Regions from separate parts of the Homo sapiens genome. Here region 1 is linked to region 2. A link is an interaction called in ENCODE POLR2A ChIA-PET data of the cell type or tissue named here. Cell type or tissue: OCI-LY7. All regions are shown on one strand. Each heading gives the region's core, and the rest is flanking DNA. Links, peaks and the distances in the headings are about the cores only. Region 1 overlaps SSBP2 (single stranded DNA binding protein 2). Region 2 overlaps LOC124901018 (a long non-coding RNA gene).

Region 1 (8,000 bases), core at 1-8,000, 260 kb after region 2:
ATGTTTTGGATCAACCATACCATGTGCAGAGACTTAGAGGTGAAAGGCAGAGAGAGTATAGCACATGGGAAGAAAAGAAAGAAATTCATTATGTTGGAAATTGAGGTGATAGAGTGATTAGGGATGAGGCTGAATTTGTAAACTGTGAATTTGAATTGAAATATAAAGAGAATACAATGCAGTTTTTAAGCAGGAGAGTAATACTGTTTATTTACATCTTGTCAAAGAAAAGAGTAAAACTCTGTAAAAAATTTGAAAAGATTTATTCTGAGCCAAATATAAATGACCGTGGCCCTTGACACAGCCCTTGGGAGGTCCTGAGAACATGTTCCCAAGGTGGTCAGGGTGCAGCTTGATTTCGTACATCTTAGGGAGACACGAGACTTCAATCAAATACATTTAAGAAATACATTGGTTCAATCTAGAAAGACAAGACTACTCAAAGCAGGGGCTTCCAGGTTATAGTAGATTTAAAAATTTTCTGATTGGCAATTGGTTGAGTTTATCTGAAGACCTGGGATCAATGGAAAAGAACTGTCTGGATTAAGATAAGCAATTATGGAAAGCAAATTTCTTATTACGCAGATGAAGCCTGTAGCAGGCTTCAGCGAGAATAGCTTGTAAATGCTTCTTATCAGATTTAAAGTCTGTGTTGATGTTAACACTGGAGAATATAATGAGGCAAGTCCCACTCCCACTTCCTGTCATGGCCTGAACCAGTCTTTCAGGTTAAATCTTAAGAGTGCCCTGGCCAAGGAGGAAGTCCATTTAGATGGTTGGGGGACCTTACAATTTTATTTTAGGTTTACAATCTTAGCCATGTCACTCTAGTTCTATAGAATAGATAATGGATGGAACACGAATAAGTCCAGAAATAGAGGAGCACTTAGAAGGCTCGTGCAGTAAGGAGTAGAGAATGGTTACTTGAACTAGTGTATAATCATTGCGGAGCAAGAGAAGTAGAAGGATTTGAGGGATATAAGCTTGAAGTAGAAATGGTAGGATTTGGTGAAGAGTTCAGCTGTTAAGGCCCTGTGCTGAAACTGAAATACATACCATCCAAGTGGAGATGTTGAGCAGGCATCTGGTTACATGGGTCTGATGTTTAAAGGAGAGGGAAATGAAGCTGGGTGCAGTGGTGCGTGTCTATAGTAACAGCTACTCAGGAGGCTGAGGTGGGAGGATCACTTGAACCCAGGTGTTTGAATCCAGCCTGAGAAACATAGCGATACCTCATCTCTAAAAAAAGAAAGAGAGAGAGAGATGGTTGAATGGTATTACCCATGAGTGGGGAGGGAAATGAGCCTTGTACAGAAACCTTGCAATATTAACATCCAAGGAATGAGGAGGAAGAAGAGGCTGTAAAGGAGAAAGAAGGTGGCCAGGTATGGTGGCTCATGCCTGTAATCCCAGCACTTTGGGAGGCTGAGGCGGGTGGATCACTTGAGATCAGGAGTTCGAGACCAGCCTGGCCAACATGGTGAAACCCTGTCGCTACTAAAAATACAAAATAAGCCAGGCACTGGTGGCAGGCACCTGTAATCCCAGCTACTCAGGAGGTTGAGGCAGATGAATAGCTTGAACCTGGGAGACGGAGGTTACAGTGAGCTGAGATCATGCCACTGCACTCCAGCCTAGGTGACAGAGTGAGACTCTCTCAAAAAAAAAAAAAAAAAAAAAAAAAAAGACAGAGGCTCAGCTAAAAAGGTAGGAGGAAAATCAGGAGAGTGTAGCATAATAGAAAACAAGAATAAGTGAGGGTTTTCTGAAGGAAGAAGAAAGGTCAGTAGTGACAACTGTGACTGCAAGGTAAAGTAATCAGAATGCATATGTCCTTTTAGGATTTAGGGAAAGGCCATCAATGACTTATAAAGCTGAGTAATGGGCTAGGAAACAAGAATGTTTCAGATTCAGAAGTGACTGTGAAGGTAGGAAGTGGGAAATGGTATATAGTCAACTCTTTAAAATGGTTCATCTATGATGAGAAATGATACCTGGAGGAATAGTGTAGGTTAGAAAAAGAAGTTTTTCATTTTAGATGGGAGAGACATTAGCATGTTTAGTGTTTAAGAGAAGGAGACAGTAGAGGGGCAGAGTCTGAAGATACAGGGAGAGAGGAGATTTTAATGGTTTAAAACCCCATACAAGGCCTGAGAGAAGGAGGTCCAAAGCACAAATGCTGGGAAGTGAGAGGGGAGAGGACCATCTCTACCCTTGTGGCAAGAGGAGATGCAGGAATGTTTGTAGGTTTGATGTCAAGAAGTTCATTTCTTCTATTCCTAATAAAATACTGTTCCTTATATGTCCCTGCCTCCTGCCAATCTGGAATATATGCATAGGGCTTTCCTTCTGAATTTAACAATTTTTGGAACCTAGATTAAGGTCCTTACCCCTAATATCGTATCTTCCTCAAGCCTGCCACTAACTGTCTAAATGCATGAGGAATTTCCCATGGAGTATTTTGCATTTGACTGGAAGAGAGGTTGGAATAGAAGACAGAATAGAAACGAAAGAAAAGTTTAGGGAATGTGCAAATAAAAGGAAGCGTTGTAAAAATTATAGTACATTTGTTCTTGGGCTGTTATTACACATTTAATAATGATGAACACTATATAATGACAAAAGAAATGCGTAAGACATTTTAACAAAGCAGGACATAGTGTTGCATGTACAGTGTAGCATAAATGGGTATTAAGAGAAAAAAAATAATTTGTTTTAATATGGTTGGATTACAGATGAGATTTTCTTTCTGCAAATATTTCCATTACTTATAAGTAGAGGTTTCCCCTCTATCTTCCCAATTTTCTACAGTATGATCATGGTGTGTGTGGAGTTGCAGGGTGAGGCAAGGAGAAAGGAAAACATGTGGATTCAGTGTCTCAGCTCCACTACTTATCATTTCAGCAAGGTTTTGTTGTTTTCAGTCTCAGTTTTACCATCTGTAAAATGATGATGAGTCAAATTGATCTAGGGTTCAAAAAATTAGTTCTTATTCTGATAGCTTTTCTTTTTCCTCTGCAAAATAGGATGTGAGGGTACTGAGGGTGGTGGTGGTGGTGATGATGATGATGAATTTTTAAGAGAGTGAAGGATAGTCTTTAAAGAAAAGTTTGAAATAATTCTAAGTAGACCCAGAGAAAGAACTGAGTAGGCGCACACACAAAATATTGCCAGGCAGTGTTTAAATCCTAGTTAATATTGTAGCTTATGAATGCATTGTGATGCCAGTATGCCCAGGAATGTGACTTTTCTGCAGCAGCAATTGGTAGTCCATGTATTTACATGGACAAGCTAGGTGGGGTGTTTTTTTTTTTTTTCCATTTCTTCTATTAAAAGAATTTCTTACTCAGTACGGTTTACACTCGTCTCTTAGCATCTTTAAGAGGAAAAAACAAAAGCTCTCTTTGAGTGCCATGCACGTGGTTTCCTTGGAACGTTATTTAATGCCATCATGTTTTTAATCTTTCTCCTGAAAGCATGCCATACTAGAAGTCCTATGGTGAGTGGAACCGCACTTGGTCAGTTGTGGTTGTGGGTTTCCCCTGTTTGTCTCACATATGTAGGGCAGGAACAGGTGCGGTCTTTTGGTTCAGAGTTGTTCCAACGGTTCACTACAGTTAAGCACCATCATTATGCTGTTTTCCTGGGGTTTAAGACTGGCATTTTGTAAATAGTATAAAATTCAAATTTTCTTTTTATATAGTATTTATGATATCCAGATCTAGCCTGTCAATACTTAATTTTTTTTCCAAATGTAATTGAGTGTCCTCACCTGTTGACACCTTTTCATTTTGTGTGTTTCCAGTGAAGTCTACAAATGGCATAAGAGACCATTTTAGGAGTCTGACTTGGATCAGTGGGTTAACAAAGTGACGATTTTAAGAGTGTTCTATTGTAGCATTAATTTTGTTTCTTACACCTCTTTCTCTTTTACATGCTTTCTCATGAATTTAACTTATTCCTACACTGTAGATGTTTGGTAATAACTTACTCAATACTTTGGCTTTTTGCTTCTGTAGCTTTTTTTTTTTTTTTAACCTTAGCTGTCAGACGGTGCAGCTTTTAAATGTGCCATTTTTTTCCTTTTTCTGTGGCTCTTAGATTCAGGGGATCCCTTCTTCCATGGCGTTGGTATTTTAAATAACTTAATTTTTACTCAGCTGTAGATACCAAATAAGTAAGTAATGGGCACATAAATATTTTTAGATTATATTTGTTCAGTTTAAATCTAGTACATGCTAAATATATAGGTACAGTTTTTTAATGTTTTATATTTTTTCCCCTAAAGCTACTGACATACTCTTTGAGATGCCTCCTTCATCTATATAAATCAATGATTCTTAATAGTTTTGAAGTCATGGGGTCCTCTGAGAACTGATGAGAGCTATGGATCTCATCTTTCAGAAAAATGCCCAGATCTTAAGCTTCCCTGATTATTGTGTTTCGCTAGCCATTACCATGGGCTTTAAATCCAGCAGATGCCTGACCTTCTTATCCTTAACTCTTTCAACCTGGACTTCATAATCTGTGCCCTAGGTTAGGGATTCAGGACTCTAATAATTGTTGCCTTTTTATGTTGACCAGGAAAGCTGTTGCTGCTGTTGAGGTCTACATGATTAGGATAACATGCATTCTTCAGGAACTTACTGCTTGCTCATTTGCTCAACCTAAGAGTCCCTGCTGGATGGACCAGTTGTTAATTTTATGACTTCTTCTCATTTCCATTTTTTAATAGAATATTTTAAATTAGAATTGTTCTGTTGTTTAAGCCTTTTCACCAAATATTTACAGAGTGCAAAACTTGTTGTCCTCAAGGGAATAAATAGCAGGAAAGATAAACAATTTAAAAGTATTAAAGCAGAAGTATGTACTGGTTTAATAATAATGTATTATAGACTTGATATTTGCTAAGAGAGTAGATCTTAAATGTTCTTACCAGACACACACACGGACACACAAAAGGTACTATGTGAGGTGATGAATATGTTAATTAGCTTGATTTTGGTAATCATTTTCCAAAGTATATGTATATCAAAACTTCACATTGTACATCTTAAATATATACAATTTTTATTTGTCAACCATACCTCTATAAAGCTGGAAATAAACTTAAAAAAGAAATATGTACTGGTTATAATAGCAACACAGGAGCAATACTCACTTTAGCTTGGGAGAGTTAGAAAAGGCATCATAGAGAAAGTGAATCTGAGCTGAGCTGAAAGTTGAGTGAGAGAAGGGTAATTGGAGCAAGGAATAATGTGAAATCTCAAAAGGGATGATCATACACTCAAGTAATGACAGGTAATTTGGTATGGACCAGTTCATCTATAGGTCCAGTATTAGGAAGTGATAAAATATAAAGAGACAAAAGCAGGGGACAGATTATGAAGTCCTGCTTACATTAAGGATTTGGGACTATATCCCAAAGATTTTAAACCAGGTCCCTGATGTGATCAGATTTGTGCCTTTAGACACTCAGTTGGCATCAACATAAAGATCGATTAAAGAGGGTCCAGGTGTGGTGGCTCACGCCTGTAATTCCAGCACTTTGGGAGGCCAAGGCGGGTGGATCACCTGAGGTCAGGAGTTTGAGACCAGCCTGGGCAACATGGTGAAACCCCATCTACTAAGAATGCAACAATTTGCTGGATGTGGTGGCGTTCCCCTCTAATCCCAGCTACTTGGGAGGCTGAGGTGGGTGAATCGCTTGAACCTGGGAGGTGGAGGCTGCAGTGAGCTGAGATTGCACCACTGCACTCCAGCCTGGGTGACAGAGCAAGACCTTGTCTCAAAAAAAAAAGATGGATTAAAGAGGGTTGAGAAAAGAGGCAGAGACTAGTAGACTCGGGGGAAAAGTTGGTGAAGAGTGGGAGTGTTTGAAGATGTATGAAAAAGAGATACATATGACATATGCAAAATAAGCAGAACAAAGTGCCAGCGAGATGAGAGGCAAAGGCCTCAGAATGGAAGAGGGGGAATTTCTGTCTTTAATATAGGATAGAGAAATTTGTGTGATTGACTTTCTGGAGCTTTTTTCCCTTGTTTCTAATGTGATTTCCCTAATCACTTTTTCTTTTCCTTTTTAGTTTATTTACCCCATACTCAGCATCCCAGTTTATAATACATTTACCTGAATCAAATCCCCTCTGAAAACTTGCTTCTTGTTTGTACTTTTTGTTAAACATTCCCAACTCTTACATTAGTTCCAGAAATAAAAATGCCAATAAGCTTCTTTCTTCTGATGTTAATGTGTTTTTTTACTTGTGCAATTTTAAAACATAGGCTTTTAAAAACTTTCTATTTAAAGTTTTAATTGCAGAAACTATAGCTCTTGATATGATGCCTTTTATAACTCTCATATCTCTTGATATAGTTTGGCTGTGTCCCCACTCAAATCTCATCTTGAATTGTAGTTCCCATAATCCCCACGTGTGGTGGGAGGGACTTGGTGAGAGGTAATTGAATCATGAGGGCGATTCCCCCATGCTATTCTAGAAATAGTAAGTTCTCACACAATCTGGTGGTTTTGTAAGGGGCTTCCCCCTTCGCTCAGCTTTCATTCTTCTCCATGCTGTCGCCATGTGAATCTGCCATGGATTCTAAGCTTCCTGAGGCCTCCCCAGCCATGCTGAACTGTGAGTCAGTTAAACCTCATTCCTTTATAAATTACCCAGTCTCAGGTATGTCTTTATTAGCAGCTTGAGAGCAGACAAGTACACCTTTTTTTTTTTTCTTTTTTTGAGACAGGGTCACCCAGGCTGGAGTGCAGTGGCACAATCATAGCTCGCTGCAGCCTCCATCTCCCGGGCTTAAGTGATCCTCCCACCTAAGCCTCCTGAGTAGCTGGGACTAAAGGAGCATATCACCATGCCCAGCTACTTTTTCATATTTTTTTGTAGCGATGAGGTTTTGCTGTTGTTGCTCAGGCTGGTCTCAAACTCCTGGGATCGAGACTCACTCGCCTCTGCTTCTGCCTGCCAAAGTGCTGGGATTACAGGCATGAGCCACCACAACCAGCCTATACCTCATTTTTATTTAACAAAATAAAAATATAGAGCACCTTTTAAAGTGACTTTGGTCCCCTGTATTTATATCCTGAAATCAAATATATATAACATTGTAGAGAAAATAAAATATAAGATTATTCTAAGAATTCTGTTTCTTTCACCTGGTGGTGGAAAGTCCAATCTTGTAGTATGCTAGCACTCTAATTATTTTAGAACCTAATGAATAATATCAGGTATAGCTAAGAATAACCAAATACCCACAGGAAAACAAGTGCAATGGCATTAGTTAGCTCACTAGAATGGTATAATATTTATAATTGGCTTACTGGTTTTTACTCATCTGGTATGTCTTTCCTATAACAGGCAAGGTATAATAACTATTTGAGTTGGGTTAAACTAAGCATCGTATAAGACAGTGTAGGTGACAACGGGGCTAGAAGGAGGAGGCTGATAAGAGTGAGAAGGGAGAAAAAGTGTTAGCAAGAGAGAAGGCAAAAAACATAGGCCATAGAGAACAAAACTAAAATTCAGCATGGGAGAAGAGGAAAGGCATGTGGAATACAGAGGAAAATTTGGTGGGGAGAGAACATTGTAAAAAACGGAGGGAATCTTCATTAAATGTAAAGGACTCAAAAGAAAAATGAGGCAAATGTTACTCAAGTTAATTAGAAAACTTTTTATTTCGCTATACTAGCTATATGAGACTTTTTCTATAATATTTTTAGTACCTTTAAGCTTCTTTTAAAATTACTTTTGCGTATGTCATCTCTTTGTCTCTGTATAAAACACTGTAAAATACATAACATTTATTTTCTCTTTTTACATAAATCAAAAAACTATTTGCCCAAGGTCAAATTTAGAGTTAGAATTCAAGTTCCTGAATTGTAACCAGTGCTCATCTCAGTAACACATATTTCTTAATCACAGAGCTCAATTCAGTGTCCCACTATTAATAAGTCATTAATTACATTTCCCATTTGAGCATTGTGAGTG
Region 2 (17,633 bases), core at 4,569-12,568:
ATCCTTCTAGAATTTTATAATAGCCTTTCTATTTTAATCATTGCCCAGCAACTTACTTTTATTGAATCTTGTCAAAATATTCGACCAGGTTTTCAAAAGGACAGCCTTGATTTTTGCATTCATATTTCATATATTTATATAATATTTAACTTAATTTACTTATGAATAATGATAAGTTTAGCTGATATGCAACAGTCTGGGGAACAAATAGTCTTGAGTCTGGATAAGTATAGAACTCAACTATGGTAGCAGAAATACACGGAGGGTCTAGAGAGTGGCCTTCTAGCTGTGGTGCTCAGAGTGCAGTATCAATCACAATGTTTCCCTGCAATATGCAGCATATCTCAGCAATGTGTCAGGGCCAGTTGGAACTGCTCTGCAACACCAGATCTGCACTGCCTCCCTTCCTCTTCCTCACCGTTGAACATTTAGTTGCAAGCCCTCCTTCCTCAAACAGCTGAGCTACTGGTGGTGGCCAAGCCAGACCTGCCCTGCTCAGTGCCTCCTAGGCTTCTTGGCCCACCAGCTGTGTGATAGCATGGGCCCACAGACTGGTCCTCATCACAATGTTGTGGTGTGACTGTTCACTTTACCGTGCCCAGGGATGATTCTATAATCCGTGGCTGGTTTGGCAACATAGTTCTGTAACATAAGAAACCGTTCCTGACCCCTGAATGCTAGATCCAGATGACAATGCTAGCCCAGAGCCATTTTTGCCACCATATAAAGTAATTTTGTTGGAGTCTCAGGATGACATAGTAGGAGGTACAAAATACAGCAAAAGTCCCCTTTGGATGCTCCCTCAGCCTAGCCAACTTCACATCTTAGAGAGCTGACCTTCATCATCTCCCTAATGCATTTACATGGGGAAATCTAGGGAAGCCCTCAGAGGCATATTCATTGAATCTTGACAAACTTGATATCATCTCATATCTTCATTGACACCTGTATCATTTAAATTGGAAGAGTAAAGTCAAATTCCATGGTGTTATCTACCAGAGTATACAGCCTCACCCATCCTAAAACCTGGTGTTCGCCTTAGTCAGTTCCATAGAATACCAGCCTCCTTTCCCTTCCTTTTTAGCTACACTGAATTTTGGGGGGGTGGTGGGAGGTATACAGTTTTTGAAAGATTTCATGTAAAAACTAAGGGAAATGGGAATCCAAAGTTCAAGTTGGGTTGGAAAATTCTTGAGAACCCCTAGTATTAAGAATGGAATAAAAATTCAAAATGATGCATATATAGTAGAAAAGGGGCTAAAAATAAATAGAAGTTACACATTTCTGAATTTTAGAGGAGGAATAACAGACTTTGAGAAAATAAAGGCACTTGGAAAATCTGTGTGAAATAGTTAAACTGAAAGACCAGGGGCTGCTGGGCAGGAAGTAACTGAGTCGATGGGTCCAGAGGGCCTTGTGCTACAGCACCGTAACAGAAAGAGAACCGCTTCCAGGTCACATGTTAGGGTTGTGCTCATTTTAGGGTGCCAGATCCTCTTTCCATGTTTTCCCTTTGCCTTCTTTATCAAACCCTCTTCAAATGAAAGCAAGGTTTCTACATTGTCTCATGACAGGTATCACTTTACATTGATTGGCTTCATGCTTGTACAAACCTCTCATGTTACCAGAGAATGCACCTCCCAATTGCTTAGATATTTGTCCATCTTGAGGGGAAAATTTCTTCCTTTGCATCATCTTGGTACTTATTTATTTTTTTTATATCAAAACATTTATTTTTTGTGTTACAAAAACACAAATAAATCCAAGCAGATAATGAAATAAACTTATTTTTTTAGTGTCCCATCCTGGGTTCTCTGTCCTAGAATGTATTAAGCAGGTCAAGTTTAGGTTACTTCAACACTTCTTCTGGACGCTATGAAGTCTCCATCTTATAACCATGTTTCTCTAGTTCAGCTCTATGATAAAACAGAAAGAACATCACGTAACTGATTAGAGAAGTCATCCTCTACATTGTCATCATCCCAATTATCCTCCCAGACATGTGCATGTTCATCTGCATCTAAGTCAGCCCAGTCTTCGGCAGGGAACTTTTCAAACTCGTCATCTTCCTCTAAGAAACCTAAGTCTACCGGCTGCTTTTTCTCTGACATCTCGACTGTCTGCGCCCAACACCTCCCAGATCAGCAGAAAACCATCTTGGTACTTATGAACTACAAACTCTGTAGCCTGGTTGTTCCTGGCAGTAGCCCCGTGAAGTTTCTACTTTTGTTTCTCAGTGAAATTCCTCCAAAAATGTTTCCTCACAAGATACTTCTCTTCCAGCCCACCTCCAGTTGGACTCAATTTCTTGGGCCTCATTTGGTGTCTTTCAGGACCCTCATAAACCTGCATTGTCACACATACCCCAGCAATGTGTTCAAACAAAGCCATCTCCATTCTCTAGCTGGGTCTACACACCTGCAAATTCTCCATTGATTGTATAAGCCACCTAGCAGCTGTCCCTTTGTCTGCATGGGTTAATTGATTAAGCACTGACTATACCAAGGCAACTCTCAGTCCCCTGTGTTAGTCTGTTTTCACACTGCTCTAAAGATACTACCTGAGACTGGGTAATTTATTAACAAAAGAGGTTTAATTGGCTCACAGTTCTACATGGCTGGAGAGGCCTCAGGAAAGTTACAGTCATGATGGAGGGTGAAGGGGAAGCAAGGCATGTCTTACATGGTGGCAGGAGAGAGAGAGAGAGACTGCAGGGGAACTCCCACTTTTAAGCCATCAGATCTCATGAGAACTCCCTCATTATCAGAGAATAGCATGGGGAAACCACCCCCATGACCTAATCACCTCTCAACATGTCCCTCCCTCCACATGTGGGGATTACAATTTGACTCGAGATTTGGGTGGGGACACAGAGCCAAACCATACAATTCTGCCCCTGGCCTCTCCCAAATCTCATGTCCTTTTCACATTTCAAAACCAGTCATTCCTTCCCAACAGTCCCTCAAAGTCTTAACTCATTCCAGCATTAACCCAAAAGTCCAAGTCCAAAGTCTCATCTGAGACAAGGCAAGTCCTTTCTGCCTATGAACCTGTAAAATCAAAAGCAAGTTAGTTACTTCCTAGATACAATAGGAGTACAGGCATTCGGGAAATGTTCCTGTTCCAAATGGGAGAAACTGGCCAAAACAAAAGGGCCACAGGCCCCATGCAAGTCTGAAACCCAATGGGTCAGTCATTAAATCTTAAAACTCCAAAATAATCTCTTTTCACTCCATGTCTCACATCTAGGGCATACTGATGCAAGAGCTGGGCTTCCAAGGCCTTGGGCAGCTCCGCCTCTGTGGCTTTGCAGGGTATAGCCCCCATGGCTGCTTTCACCAGCTGGCGCTGAGTGCCTGTGATATTTCCAGGTGCACAGTGCAAGCTGTTAGCGGATCTACCATTCTAGGGTCTGGGGGATGCTGGCCCTGTTCTCACAGCTCCACTAGGCAGTGCTCCAGTGGGGCTCCAACCCCACATTTCCCTTATGCACTGCTCTAGCAGAAGTTCTCCATGAGGGCTCCACCCCTGCAGCAGACCTCTTCCTGGACATCCAGGTGTTTCCATACATCCTCTGAAATCTAGGCAGAGGCTCCCAAAGCTCAACTCTTGTCTTCTGCACACCTGCAGGCCCAGCCTTGTGGAAGCCACGAATGCTTGGGGCTTGCGCCCTCTGAAGCCACAGTCCAAACTGTACCTTGGCCCCTTTTAGCCATGGCTGGAGCTGGAGTGGCTGGGATGCAAGGCACCAAGTCCTAAGACTGCACATAGCAGGGGGCCCTGGACCAGCCCAGGAAACCATTTTTTTCCTCCTAGACCTCCAGGCCTGTGATGAGAGGGGCTGCTGCAAAGATCTCTGAAATGCCCTGGAGACATTTTTCCCATTGTCTTGGCTATTAACATTCGGCTCCTTGTTACTTATGCAAATTTCTGCAGCTGGCTTGAATTCGTCCCCAGAAAAATGGGTTTTTCTTTTCTACCACATGGTCAGGCTGCAAAATTTTCAAACCTTGACACTCTGCTTCCTTTTTAAACATAAGTTCCAATATCAGACCATCTCTTTGTGAACACTTCCAGAATCTGCCAGGTCACGTCTTGAATGCTTTGTAGCTTTCAAATGCTACCCTAAATCATCTCTCTCAAGTTCAAAATTCCACAGATCTCTAGGGCAGTGGCAAAATGCCACCAATCTCTTTATTAAAGCATAGCAAGAGTGACCTTTGCTCCAGTTCCCAATAAGTTCCCAATAACCTCTTCATCTCCATCTGAGACCACCTCAGCCTGGAATTCATTTTCCATATCACTACCAGCATTTTGGTCAAAACTATTCAACTAGTCTCTAGGAAGTTCCAAACTTTCCAACATCTTCCTGTCTTCCTCTGAGCCCACCAAACTGTTCCAACCTCTGCTCGTTACCCCGTTCCAAAGTTGCTTCCACATTTTCAGGTTATCTTTATAGCAGTGCCCCACTCTGCCAGTACCAATTCTCTGTATCAGTCCGTTTTCATACTGTTATAAAGATACTACCTGGGACCAGACAATTTGTAAACAAAAGAGGTTCAATTGACTCCTAGTTCTGCATGGCTGGAGAGGCCTCAGGAAACTTACAATCATGGCAGAAGGTGAAGGGGAAGCAAGGCATGTCTTACATGGCAGTAGGAGAGAGAGTGCAGGGGAAACTGCCACTTTTAAACCATCAGAACTCGTGAGAACTCCCTCACTATCATGAGAACAGCAAGGGGAAACTGCCCCCATGATCCAGTCACCTCCCATCAGGTCCTTCCTCGACATATGGGGATTACAATTTGAGATGAGATTTAGGTGGGGACACAGAGCCAAACTATATCACCCCACACCCCAGCTTGCAGGAATCTAGTCATCCATATATTGTTGATATGTGTGTTTTACTGGTAATTTGTGCAAAAAGGTCAAATCACACAATGTCAGCACCTCACTGGAGACATCCATATAGACACCTCTTCTCTATCCTCAGGAGACTGCAGAAACCCCTCCTCTGACAGCTACCCCTCCCCGAGGCTTTTTCCAACTCCACCTGCTTAGTATGCAGAAGAGCTTTCTTCTCTACCTTGAAACCAAGCCCTAAGGCTTCCTTACATGCTGGCTTACCAAAACATCTTCTCAGCAAAGGCTGGGTCTCTCCCTACACAGAAATTCTCTCCTAGCAGATACACAAAATTGAAAGCTTTCTTCATGCAGCTCCAGTTGTACCTCTGATTTCCATGGGTCAGCCAACTTCTGCTTTGCCCACAGCTCCAATTCTTAAATGGCTCCCTCCATCAGGTTCTACTGGGCCCTGGGCTGCAGTCATGCCTCTTCTTTGTGGACTTCTGATTTTCTGGAAGCCTTCCATCTCTCCCTTTCTAGGCACCTTAACCTTGACCATCACACACTGCTACCTTAATACATTCTCTGATAAGATTTATCAGCAGTCAAAACTGTCACTCAAACAAGACCGCAAAGCAACTCTCCTGGGGAATCATTCTTGGTACAAAAGAAACTAGGGATTTCATTTATTTTGCAGCCATTAGCTTTTCTCCTCCACCATCATCCAGGTTATCTCTAATGGTCTCCACAGCTTTCTCCTAGGGTGGTCTGGTACGGTCCTGGATTTTATCCCCATTATCTTGCTTAAATTCTTTAATTATCTCAGATTCAATAGCGAACCCTTGACCATTATACGTCCTTTAGGGGGACCCATAATGGGATTGTTCTTAAACTTTAGGCTGCACAAGAATGTCCTGGAGAGCCTGTTTAAAAGGCAGCCCATTGCCTACAGTTCTGATTCAGTAGATCTATGGTGTGACTGAGGAATCTGCCTTTCTCACTACTACACCCAAGTGATTCTGAGGCCAGAAATAGGAGCCTCATATTCTTTCCCAAAGTGGGCCATTCATACTGCTGCAACCCAAGAGATTTTAATAGTTATGCGTTTGTTTTAATTTAAATTTTTAAAACCCTATAGACTAGCAAAAGCATGATTTCATAGATATTGCTTAGAAGGCTAAGCAAAAATGGTGAGTTAAGAGCATGTGGGCCACCTGTCTTCAAACCCTGGCTCTGCCATGGGTAGACTATTTAACTGCTCTATGCCTCTGTTTCTCCATCAGTAATATGGGACCTATAGCACCTAACACACAGAATTCAAGAGTAAATGAGATAATGTACTTAGAACAGTGCCTGGGACAGAGTAAGTACTCAGAAAGTTTAGAAATTATTATCCCCTGTGCGTTACCATATTTAAAGCATTCCTTTATTTTTTGATGTTTTCTATTCTTGAGAATGTTTGTGATTCCTGAAGGACATGATTCTAGAAGCAGAAAATCCACATATAATAAAGTAGGAGCAGCAACAATTGTGCCTATGTTTAGTACTTCCCATGGCTTGTTCATGTTGGCTTTTTGGTTTTTACATTTCTCCTTAAGACTGACTTTTTTGTTATTGTCGTTCAAAATGTCTTCCCATTCTAGACTACTAAAGTCTGGCTCAAACAAACATGACCATTCTCTCACACCAAAAGCAAGAGGCTCTATAACCTTCCTATACCGTTCTCATTGCTCTGATCCTGAGACTACAGGACATAGCCTGTGCAGGTGGGGAGCAGTCTCTTCACTATCATTTGTTGTCTTCAGCTTCTCTTTTTCTCTACCACCAAAAGAAAAGTATGACCTTAGGTTGAAAAAGAAGGGAATTACTAAACACAAACTTGTCAAGCTCTAAGACAGTAACTCTCAAGTATTCTTCTTAAGAACTGGGCTTGTCACAGTCAACCCTCCAGGCAGAAAGTTAGCCTTCCACCACTCCCTCGTACCTCTTGCCTGTCTGAATTTTCTCATCTTGTGATCTGGAGTTTACCTTGGTAGTTTTCCTGACCTGAAAGATATTAGGACTCCCTTTCTTATATTTGGATCCTGCCGACAAGACTGCTTGTGAGGTGAGGAAACGCCACATTTCCATGGTGGCGATGCGCCACTGTGCACACGTCGTTACTCTGTTGGCGGGTGGCAGGGCTGACCCTTCGCTCTTGGGCGCTGGAATCTCCACTGAGATGCCTCCAGCTGAGCAAGCTTTTTCTGGCCTGTGTGGTCAGGTACCTTCTCCTGAAGGAGTCGTCATTGGTTCGGTAGTGACATGTCTCACAGGATTGCCATCAACCTTTCTTTTCTTATGTTGGCTTTTTGGTCAGTTTATTGTTCCTGATCTTCTCAGTGATGTATAGATATATTGCATAGGGAACCCCGGTGACTAGCTTACTATTCCGTGCAGTTAGCGGGGATCCCCGCAAGCAGCTCTGAGGCCCTAAGAGAAGTCCAGCATTTTACTATATCTTCTGCCATTAGCAAGTTTTCTTAAAATCTGCATATAATCTACTTAAAGATGTCAAGGCTGTTTCTGCTTTATTCTGCAAGAGACAATTTTTGGTTTTGCAAGTTCTAGTATGGGTGGGTGGTGGCTATGGGAGAGACTGCACATCACAAAGCAAACCTATTTCTGGATAATAGCAGAGGAAAATTTTGCAGATTCCATACTGGCTGGTCTAACATTGCACAGCTCTGTGTAACTGTAAATTAAGAAAAGCAGGCCGGGCGCGGTGGCTCACGCCTGTAATCCCAGCACTTTGGGAGGCCGAGGCGGGTGGATCATGAGGTCAGGAGATCGAGACCATCCTGGCTAACAAGGTGAAACCCCGTCTCTACTAAAAATACAAAAAATTAGCCGGGCGCGGTGGCGGGCGCCTGTAGTCCCAGCTACTCGGGAGGCTGAGGCAGGAGAATGGCGTGAACCCGGGAAGCGGAGCTTGCAGTGAGCCGAGATTGCGCCACTGCAGTCCGCAGTCCGACCTGGGCGACAGAGCGAGACTCCGTCTCAAAAAAAAAAAAAAAAAAAAAAAAAAAAAAAAAAAAAAAAAAAAAAGAAAAGCAGTACTAAAGCTACAGATATGCCTTTATTTCCCCCAGCTTTTATTTTGAAAGATTACAAAGCTACAGAAAAGTTCCAAGAATAGTGAGATGAACCTCCATATAACCTTTATCTAGATTTCCCAATTACTAAACATTTTGTTACATTTGCTTTCTCTCTCTGTACATATGTATAGGTGTATTTGTTTATGTGTGTATATATATATATATATATATATATGCTTTTATATGCATACACATTATTTTGCTGACACTTTTCTCCTAATAATAAAGACATTCTCTTACATAACCGTAAGACTGGAAATTTAACATTGATATGATAACATTACATATTACAGGCCATATTCAAATTTCTTCAATTGTCTCTTCAACCTCCACCTCCTGGGTTCAAGCAATTCTCCTGTTCAGCCTCCCGAGTAGCTGTAATTACAGGCGCCCGCCACTGTGCCTGGCTAATTTTTGTATTTTTGGTAGAGAGGGGGTTTCTCCATGTTGGCCAGGCTGGTCTCGACTCCTGACCTCAGGTGATCTGCCTACCTCGGCCTCCCAAAATGCTGGGATTACAGGCGTGAGCCACCGTGTTTGGCCTCTTCAGTCTCTTTTAACCTACATCAGTTCCCAGTCTTTCTCTCTAGTTTGCAACATTGATACACGTATTTTGTTACCGATGTTTTGTTTTGCAAAGTGTTTCTCAATTTGATTTGTTTGACTATTTTCTCGTACTTAGATTTAGGTTAAACTTGGGTTTTTTCAGGAGGGGCAGATGACATTGTGTGCATCAAATTAGGGACCTCTCAATGTGAGTTTGTACCTCATTGGTGGTGCTAAGTATGTCTCTTGGTGAAGGCAGTAGCCACCAGATTTCTCCATTGTTAAATGTACATTTTCCCTTAGTAATAAATAAGAATCTATGAGGTAAAATTGTTTGAACATTTTATTTCCCAATGTTCTTTCATCCAATGATTTTAGCATCCATTAATAATTTTTGATGAAATAAGTATTATGGTGGTTGTAAAATAATAATTTCCTGTTTCTATTATTCCTTCTACATTTATTAGTTGTAGACTCTGTACTAAAAGCCGGAACATTGGATAATTGTACTCAAAAGCAAAATGGACAGAGAGGGCTAAAGCTAAACACTCTGCATGCATTGTTTCGCTAATTCTTATAAAAGCCTGTAAAGTAAATACTATCTATATTTTATTGAGATATTTTAAACTTCTGTGATTAATACGAAAGTACTGATATATAGATATTACACCACAAATAGACATTCAGGATAGAACACTCAAGAATATTCACAGAGAGAAGGAAGCTTCCAACAGGGCCAGAATTAACATTTCCTTTATGTACACCTGATAAAAATATTTCTGCTTTTAGGTATGTGTATGTCCGTGTGAATTTAACCAGTCCTTTAATGATGTTAATCCAGAAGCACACAGCATATATTAGGTAGTTAAATACACATTAACTGCTTAGATAACTTTATACCAAAGTTCTCAGCTGACTTCAACTTAACCAACTTGCCAGATTCACAGACGCTCTCCGTTCCCTCTGTGAACCGAATTTTCTGATATGCACAGCATGCTGGGCACTTGAGGGCAGTAACTACTCTCCAATGTATCCAAGGACTTCTGCTCCCACTTCTGCTGTTATTTACTAACCAAGAGTCTGTTGTGTTTGTTCCCAGGCCTGTTTGGGTTAATTAGACTTGTGATTGTAGTATTTTAATTAATTAAATTAAGCATATTTTAATTAAATATTATGAAAATTGTCAAACTAGATGAGCAGAAAAGAGTATAGTTGTTGTTCTGAAACAGAGTTGAATGCTCTGGAAAGTCTCGATTTAAAAAAAAATGACTATTACAATAGGTGTTAGTAAGAAAAGTTTAAAAGACTGGAACAGGAATCATAAAAACCCCAACATGGTCTAGATTAAGAATGTCTGAGAAATGTCTGATTCACTTTAGATAAATTGAAACTGGAGAGAGATGTGTTATGGATGTGATTTATGCAAAAAAGACTTCAAAATACAGATTTATACTAGAATAGAGGGGAGGTCTTGACTCTACATTTAAATATTGTCAAATGAATTTGCATGTGCCATGTTATTATAGTTTTTAGAATTTGGGACTTTAACCAAATATTTTTATTAATTGGCTCATTACTGGTTTTGGTCTTATCAAATATGAGCTTCTACTGTAAAGATCTCATTCTACAATCATTCCTAATTAAGGTTTCTGTATCTTTAAAAAGTCTCAAGTTAAACAACCATTTTAGATTCTGTAAAAAACAAACAAACAGACAAAAAATCTGTAGACCCAACTGACCACTGCAGCCAAGCTTCTGGTTCTCCGAACAGACAAATGGAGCACAACAGCCCCCTACCAGTAAGATGACACCTAAACAAGGTTTATATGTGCTGAACATCCCTTAGGAATGGCAGAAAACATTCTGGGACTTTATATGCAACTTTTATATCATATGTTATATGGTGCATATTATTTATAGGTTAAAGTTTCTATTGAATTTCTGTATTTCAGGAATGGCTACCATTTCTTTTGAATCTCTCTAAATACCTAATACTGTTCCCTGCTTTTCCTAAATTAGACCTTAAAAAAATTAGCTGAGAAGACAATATATAATAGTTCAGTACTGCAGAGGCAGAGAGTCCACAGCCTGTCTAGCGGTGTACATCTGTAGCCCTTTCCTCTTCTGACATGAGCTCCAGCTTTTATTTGGCTTCTGGCTGGAACTGCTACTTTACCACCGATCTAGAGCAGGGCAAACTGCCGCTGTTCATCTCGTAGGCACTAAATAAATATTTGTGGGTGACCTTTTTTTTCTTCACTTCGGAAAAATATTAAGGAGCTCAGATGACATCTAATATCCAGGACACAAAGACCACACTCAGCAGCTAGACTGCCCCTGTGTGTGCAAGGGGGGCCCAAGAGGGAAGGGGGAGGTAGACCCAAATGACCCCTACTGTGCTCTGTCCTCCAAGTAAATCTGTGGTACAGAATCAGTCTCTCCCCGCAAGGGCTGGACAACCAGCCTCACCCTTTCAGCTGGCAAATGCAACTGAGTACAAAAGCATGGGCATCAGAGCATAAATAGAGCAGCGTCATGTCACATCATGTCACATCGACTTTGGTGGAGTCCCACTGTTGGCTGAATCTAGTCCTGACTCCTCAGGCTGACATCTGAGCCCAGAGACTCCATGCCTGCAGTCCACCTTCCTAGCTCTGTCTTACGACTCTCATACGGATACATCATACTCCAGCAAAATGGGAACCGCTCTTCTCAGATACGCCCTTGTTTTTACCCGAATTGCCTGCCCAATCCCACTCAAAACAACCCCATTTTTGCCTATTAAAATCTGACATCACTTTTCCTTGAAGCCTTCTTTGACTTCTTTAACCCATGGTCATCTCCCTCCTTTGAACCCCGCTGAGCATATTCTGACCCTTTGTGCTGACTTTTTGCCGACCTCCTTACCCTCCTTGGGGGCAGGTACTAAGTTTTACTCAATTTGAATTTCCTCCAGTACCTTGCCTAGTCAGCACCTTGCACATAGAAGGTGTTTGACCTTTAAATAAATGTTTGATAGCTGTTAGTTGAATTATACGAGTTTTTGACTCTAGAACCAAGTAGTGTAATGCTGGAAGAGTTTAGGAAATATTTTTAGGAACTAAAAGATACATAGATTTGGAATGAAAATGTTCTACTCTAACCATGAAATTCTCTGAGCCGAAACATAATTCAGATAGACTATTTGACTTCCAGAGATGCTTCTTATGTATGCTATAAATAGGGTTAGTGTTTATTCCAAGGCAATTTTTATTTATTGGACACAAGGAAAAATATTATTTCTTTCTCTTGACATTTTACAATTTCTGTCTTCAACAGTTTTGACTCACATTGTTAATCTAATTTATTACTAAAATATCAATAGTCTTTTAAAATTATTTAAGATTGTGTCTACATTTTTGGCAGTTAGTGGTCAAATACACAATCCTAATGCTTGAGACTTCAAATAAATACAGGGAACTACTCCTTATATGAAAGGCTTTTCTATAATTTATTATTGATACATTCTATAATGATGTATATATTTCCTCCTTGCTTTTCTGCCACAGAGTTGGGTGGCAGGCAGCTGAACAAGCACTAAAGAACTTTCCCTATTAACTTTATTCTGCTGTTCAGGATGGATTGTGACACTGACAGCATTATGGATCACTCAGCATCCTTCCCTCCCCCTTATTTTTTCTAGTACTTTGTTCCCTTAAGGCTGAGGGCATTTCAAGGTGGGTTCAGTGCATTAAATATGTGTGTGGTCTGACTACAGTGCCAGGATGGTATACACTAATGATCTCATTCCAGATTCTGGCTTCATTTTTATCTCTTGTGTGTGCAGTACACTCAGCTAGATCATGATCAGCAGACACATTCCCAATTCCACTCATCTTGCTAATTTCCACGTGTGCCATCCAAGCCAGTGTATTTCTTATGTTTGGAGGCAATTTCCCTTAAATGTGGCCATCAAGTAAGATTTTGAGCATCTAAAAATGAAACAAATGGCTTAAAACTACAATGAGACAAAGAAATACATTTTGTTGGCTTCAGAATAATAACTGGACTTTACTGCTTAAATGAAAAACTGCTGGTCTATGGTGATAGGAGAAAACACAGTTACCTCTCTCCAAAATTCTGGCCCAACAATGACCTATGAAAGAAAATCTTGTTCTAGCCTGTCATACTCAAATACTTTTAAACAAATGACTGGAAGTTCTGAATGATATATAAAAGGTGATCAGTATTTCTTTGGCTCAATGCCCCTTTGTATAAACATAGGAATTCAAGTCTTTAATCCGTCTCTTTTGTCACCTTGGGGTTTGCAGAGCTCTCATAATACACTGAGGACTTTATGTTTGCAATTCCTTCTGCCTAAAATGTTCTTCCCACAGATGTGTACGTGGCTTGCCCTTTCATCTCCTTCAGGTCTTTGCCCAAATGTTCCCTTCCTTCTCAGTGGGAGGTTACATAGGGGCAAAGCCTATTTCTATCTTCCCTCCCTGCTTCATTTTCTCCATAGCACTTATGACCACCTGAATGATTATATATTTTTGTTTATAAACTGTCTCCCTCCACCACTTGAAGCTGCGTGAAGGCAAAAGTTTTTGCCAGTTTTATTCAATGCTGTATGCCTAGCCCCTAGAAGATTCCTGGCTCATAGTAGGTACTCAATAAGTATTTGCTAGACAAAAATAATGAATTCAGTTTCTTTCCCCCTTTATTTTCTCCAGCCATCTTTCCAAAACATAAATCTGATCATGTTACTCTCATGCTTATGAACATTCAATAGCTCCCCCTTACCTACAGAATACAATTAAAATGCCTCAGGTTGGCATACAAAATCCCAACCCACCTCTCTACTCTTTCCTCTTAGCATTCATCTCCCGCGACCTACAAGCCAGACACACGGAACCCTTGACATTGACCAAAACTGCCCTGCATCTTCCATCTCTATGCTTCTGTGCACACTGCTCTTTTCACCTACAGTGTCTTCTCTACCATTCTATCTGAGCAACTCATGATTAGCCATCAGCACCCAGGTGAAACTTGGGCTCCTCTGAAAAGCTTTCCTCCTCCATCCCAGGCAGAGTCAACTTGTCCCCTCTCTGGGCTCCTAGTTTTATTATATTTATTATGTAGTATTAAACCACAATGCCTTTTACACCAATCTAATAGCATGGATGACACAGGGATACAGTTATCTATGCATCTTTCTTCTACTACAAATCTGTGATATTTTGCATAGTAGTTAAGACACAGTTGGTGCGTAATCCCCCTTCCTTCATTTATTCTCAGCCATGCCTCAAAACTGAGTCTGCTCCAGTTATGACATAGAAACTCTTCAAGAACTGGAAACATCTGATAATAATCTTTGAACCCTGGTAGGTTCTCTAGAGATTGACTGCAAGGTTTTTGAACACAATTTTGAATGAATAATGGATGGATGGATGGATGCATGGATGCATCCACCAGAGGCCAAAGTTCTAGGTACTTTCTTATGTTACCTCCCTTTTTGGAAATACTACTTTTATGCATAACTGCTTCATTACCATTCTTTCTTGCATGTACAGTCGTACCCTCATGTGCCCAATTAGACGATTCCACATGATTTGGGGGACGTAAATGATTAATTGAAGACACAAGTGATTAACTCTGGAGAGCTAAATGTTACGTATAAAAAATGAAAAAAAGAAAGGTTCATTTGAGGCCAGACTGAAAACCTGGACAAAAAAGTTAAAGATACTGTGTACAAAGCAGCAGCCTGCAATTTTTTAACTTCTAAATGTATTATTCGGTCTTCAGGGAATAAACAATGAGCAAAGAAAGTTAGAGTTGAATGCACTGGAAATTGTTTCGTACTTGATTCTGAAAAAGGATTAAAAGGACTTGACATAGAATGAAGTGATTTTATCAAGGTAGAGGACACTGTGGAAGAAAGGTCATTGAATGTAGCTGAATATACAGAGACTGCCATAAATCATGTTAGCAATCAACACATCCAGTGTTCTATGCCTACCAGCAGTGGCCCGTGTTTGAAAGGAAGGTGTAAATCCCTCATCCAGCACCAAGTTTTGCAATCCTATGCAGTAAAAAAGTTCCTTTCTAAGCCCATGCAGGGATCAGAATATGACCATAGTGAATAGTCCCCATTTTATTCTGGTTATTACATACATGGGATGGGAAAAGCAACAGCAGCCACAGTGCAGGATCAAGTGACAGCAGCCTTCTGGATGTTCCAGTGGTTTCCACATATGAGACATGGAGTCTGTGGCCCTTGAAGGTCCTTCTCTCTAAGTATCTCATCTCCTACCACTCGACTTACTCAAGCAGACTCCTAATCCAACACTTGGAACACAGAAACTACTCCCTTCTCATCTACCATTCCCGAGCTCCCGCTGAACCCATCCTCTTTATGACTTGCTGGATCTCACCTTGAAAAAACAATAAGATATTTATGGCAAAGAATGCCAGTTTTCTTCACTACCTTGTCTTCTTCCTCATAATAATAGAAAGCCCAAGTTTTATCGGGGCACGTAACTTGCTCAGATCAAAGGCTACATTTTCTTGCTTCCCTTGCAGTAAGATGTGGCTTTGTGACGAAGTTCTGACCAGTAAGATGGGAGCAGAAATGGCATATACAATTTCTAGGTTGTTTCTATAAAAGGAAAGAGTATGCCATTTTGCTGACCAGAATGTGGGCATAGTGACATTGTCCTGAACCATGGGGATGAGAGCAAAGCAGCAAGATAAAAGGAGCTTGGGCTGCTGCTGACTTCTCAGAGCACAGATGCCCACGAGCTCAGCCTGAAATATGAGAGACAGAGGACTTTGATTGTGTTTAAGCCACTGTTATTTTGGATCTCTGGCACAGCAGCTAAACCTATAGCCTAACTTAGACAGTCCTTCACAAGGTGACCTGCCCACCAAACATCTTTTTCCATCCTTGTTTTACAACTTCTTCCGCAGTCTCCACCCTTCATACTCAACTCTCTGTGCACATGGAACTTCTTACCTTTTCCCAAGCAAGGCACTCTCTTTTATGCCCCTGTCTGTACATGCTATTCCTTCTGGATCAATATCTCAATGTGTCAAGCCCTCATTCAACTTCCAAGGCCCATCTTAAATATAGGACTGTTGGTCTTTTTACAATTACAGATAATTGTAATTATTTGTTTTACCTGTCTATGTAGTGTATTCTCTCCTTGACCCTCTAAGTTCACTCTCTCCCCTTCTCCATCCCGCTGTGTGCCCTGTGGGGCTGATGTCTACGGACCTTACAGCCCAAACCACAGTCCCTTGCCCTCTGGCTTCCAGGTGGATTTGGCCAATGGAAGTTGGGAGATGGGGAGGTGGGGAGAAAAAGATGTTAAGGTATTTATTTTCCCACCTTCCTCTCAGCCAGGCCACAGTTTGGTAGGTTCTGGATTTCTGGAACCTGGATAAGGCCACAGCTCCTCTCCAGCAGCCCTGGCCCATGGCTGTAGGTCTCACCAGGCTGGCCCAGTACCAACTTCTTGATATTGCTGGTCTCTGGGTGTTTCATCACATCTGTGGTTTTCTTAATCTTAGCCATTCATTTATAAATGTTTCCACAATTAAGTACTCTTCAAATTACCTTTTTGAGTGTGCCATCTATTTCCTTCTGGGACCCTGACCCATACTATGCCTCATTAGACTGTCACTAGACTATGACAAACTTGAGGTTAAAGACCAGGACTAAGATGTTTTCCATCCCACTGTCAAGTTCAGCACCTAGCTCATAGTTTTTGCGTAATAACTCTTTGTAGAGTAAAAACTATTTCTGTCCATTCAAGATTCTTACATAATGTCCCAAAGAAGAGGACTGTTGACTTTTGGCATACAGTTTAATTTACATAAATCTACATTGTGAATTGAAACTCTCACCTTAATTTCAAATGAATGTAAAATTCTTTTCTCTTTTCTTTTCCTCTTTTCCTTTTTATTTTATTTTTTTGAGACAGGGTCTCATTCAGCCATTGCCCAGGCTGGAGTGCAGGGGCACAATCACAGCTCACTGAAGCCTCAACCTCCCAGGCTCAGATAATCCTCCCACCTCAGCCTCCCGAGTAGCTGGAACTACAGGGATGTGGCACTACACATGGCTAATTTTTTGTAACTTCTGTAGAGACAGTGTTTTGCCATGTTGCCCAGGCTGGTCTCAAACTCCTGAGCTCAAGTGATCTGCCCACCTTGGCTTCCCAAAGTGCTGGAATTACACACGTGAACCACCACACCCAGCCTTTCTCTTTTCTTACTTACGCACTCATGTATAAGCTAAATTTCACTCCAAATATTCACTCCATTTATTTCTTCCAGCTTGTTTCATTTGCTTATCTGATATCTTATATTAATATCTTCTAGTTAGCTATATCTTCATTTAAATTTTTGACCAAAAATATTTAGCCAAGAGTCAGGAACTGAGATCTGTGGAGTACCACTGAAGACTCTCTTCTGGCTGACATTAACGTATGAATCAACACTTTCAGTACTTTTGTTCCATTGCTTTGATACTATTTTGAATGGATTGTTTTCTTAATTTAATTTTAGAATTGTTCATTGCTAGTTCGTAGAAATGACTGATTTTTTATATCAATCTTATATCCTGCAACTTTGCTGAACACGTATTAGTTCTCATCCGTGTGTGTGTCTGTGTATGTGTATTCCTTAGAATTTTTTATATTCAAGATCATGTCATCTGCTAATAGAGATAGTCTCTTCCTCTACAATCTGAATGGCTTGCATCATCTCTGGATCTACCAAGTAACTGGCATTGCCTCCAAAATGGTCAGAATGAAAGAGTTGGAAAATGGTTTGTTGAAAAAAAAAAAATAGTTGTTTACTTGATGTTTTGTTGGAGGGAAAAGTAGCTATATTCCTCATAAGGCTTTCACAAATATTACTTTCATTCACTTATAGTTTTATTAGAGAAAGCAGGGGACACCTAAGGATGTAACTCTCAGTAAATCTACAATGACTTTTTTTTTTTTTTTCAGATGGAGTCTTGCTCTGTCACCCAGGCTGGAGTGCAGTGGTGCAATCTCGGCTCACCGCAACCTCCACCCCCTGGGTTCAAGCAATTCTCCTGCTCCAGCCTCCCTA

The links. Peaks named below come from ENCODE experiments on the same cell type or tissue, not always from the same donor. Only the 100,000 strongest peaks of a DNase experiment are listed, where the experiment ranks them.
Region 1: POLR2A ChIA-PET joins it to region 2 with 5 read pairs; 2 of 35 experiments call an interaction of 5 or more read pairs at or near these places.

Annotation. Positions count from the first base shown.
Region 1 is chr5:81,626,795-81,634,794 of GRCh38, reverse strand. The region is part of intron 3 of SSBP2 (single stranded DNA binding protein 2); the gene reads left to right. Among named protein-coding and RNA genes, the nearest start is that of SSBP2, 120 kb to the left of the region's middle. In OCI-LY7, for the core only: no CTCF peak of the experiment used is centred there; DNase peaks (open chromatin) are centred at 714, 1,144 and 3,514; H3K4me3 peaks cover 1,320 bases; H3K27ac peaks cover 4,895 bases.
Region 2 is chr5:81,876,969-81,894,601 of GRCh38, reverse strand. LOC124901018 (a long non-coding RNA gene) reads right to left here. Exons shown (of 6, transcript XR_007058843.1): 4 at 1,614-1,916. It also overlaps the pseudogene SEM1P1. Among named protein-coding and RNA genes, the nearest start is that of ATG10, 86 kb to the left of the region's middle. In OCI-LY7, for the core only: no CTCF peak of the experiment used is centred there; no DNase peak of the experiment used is centred there.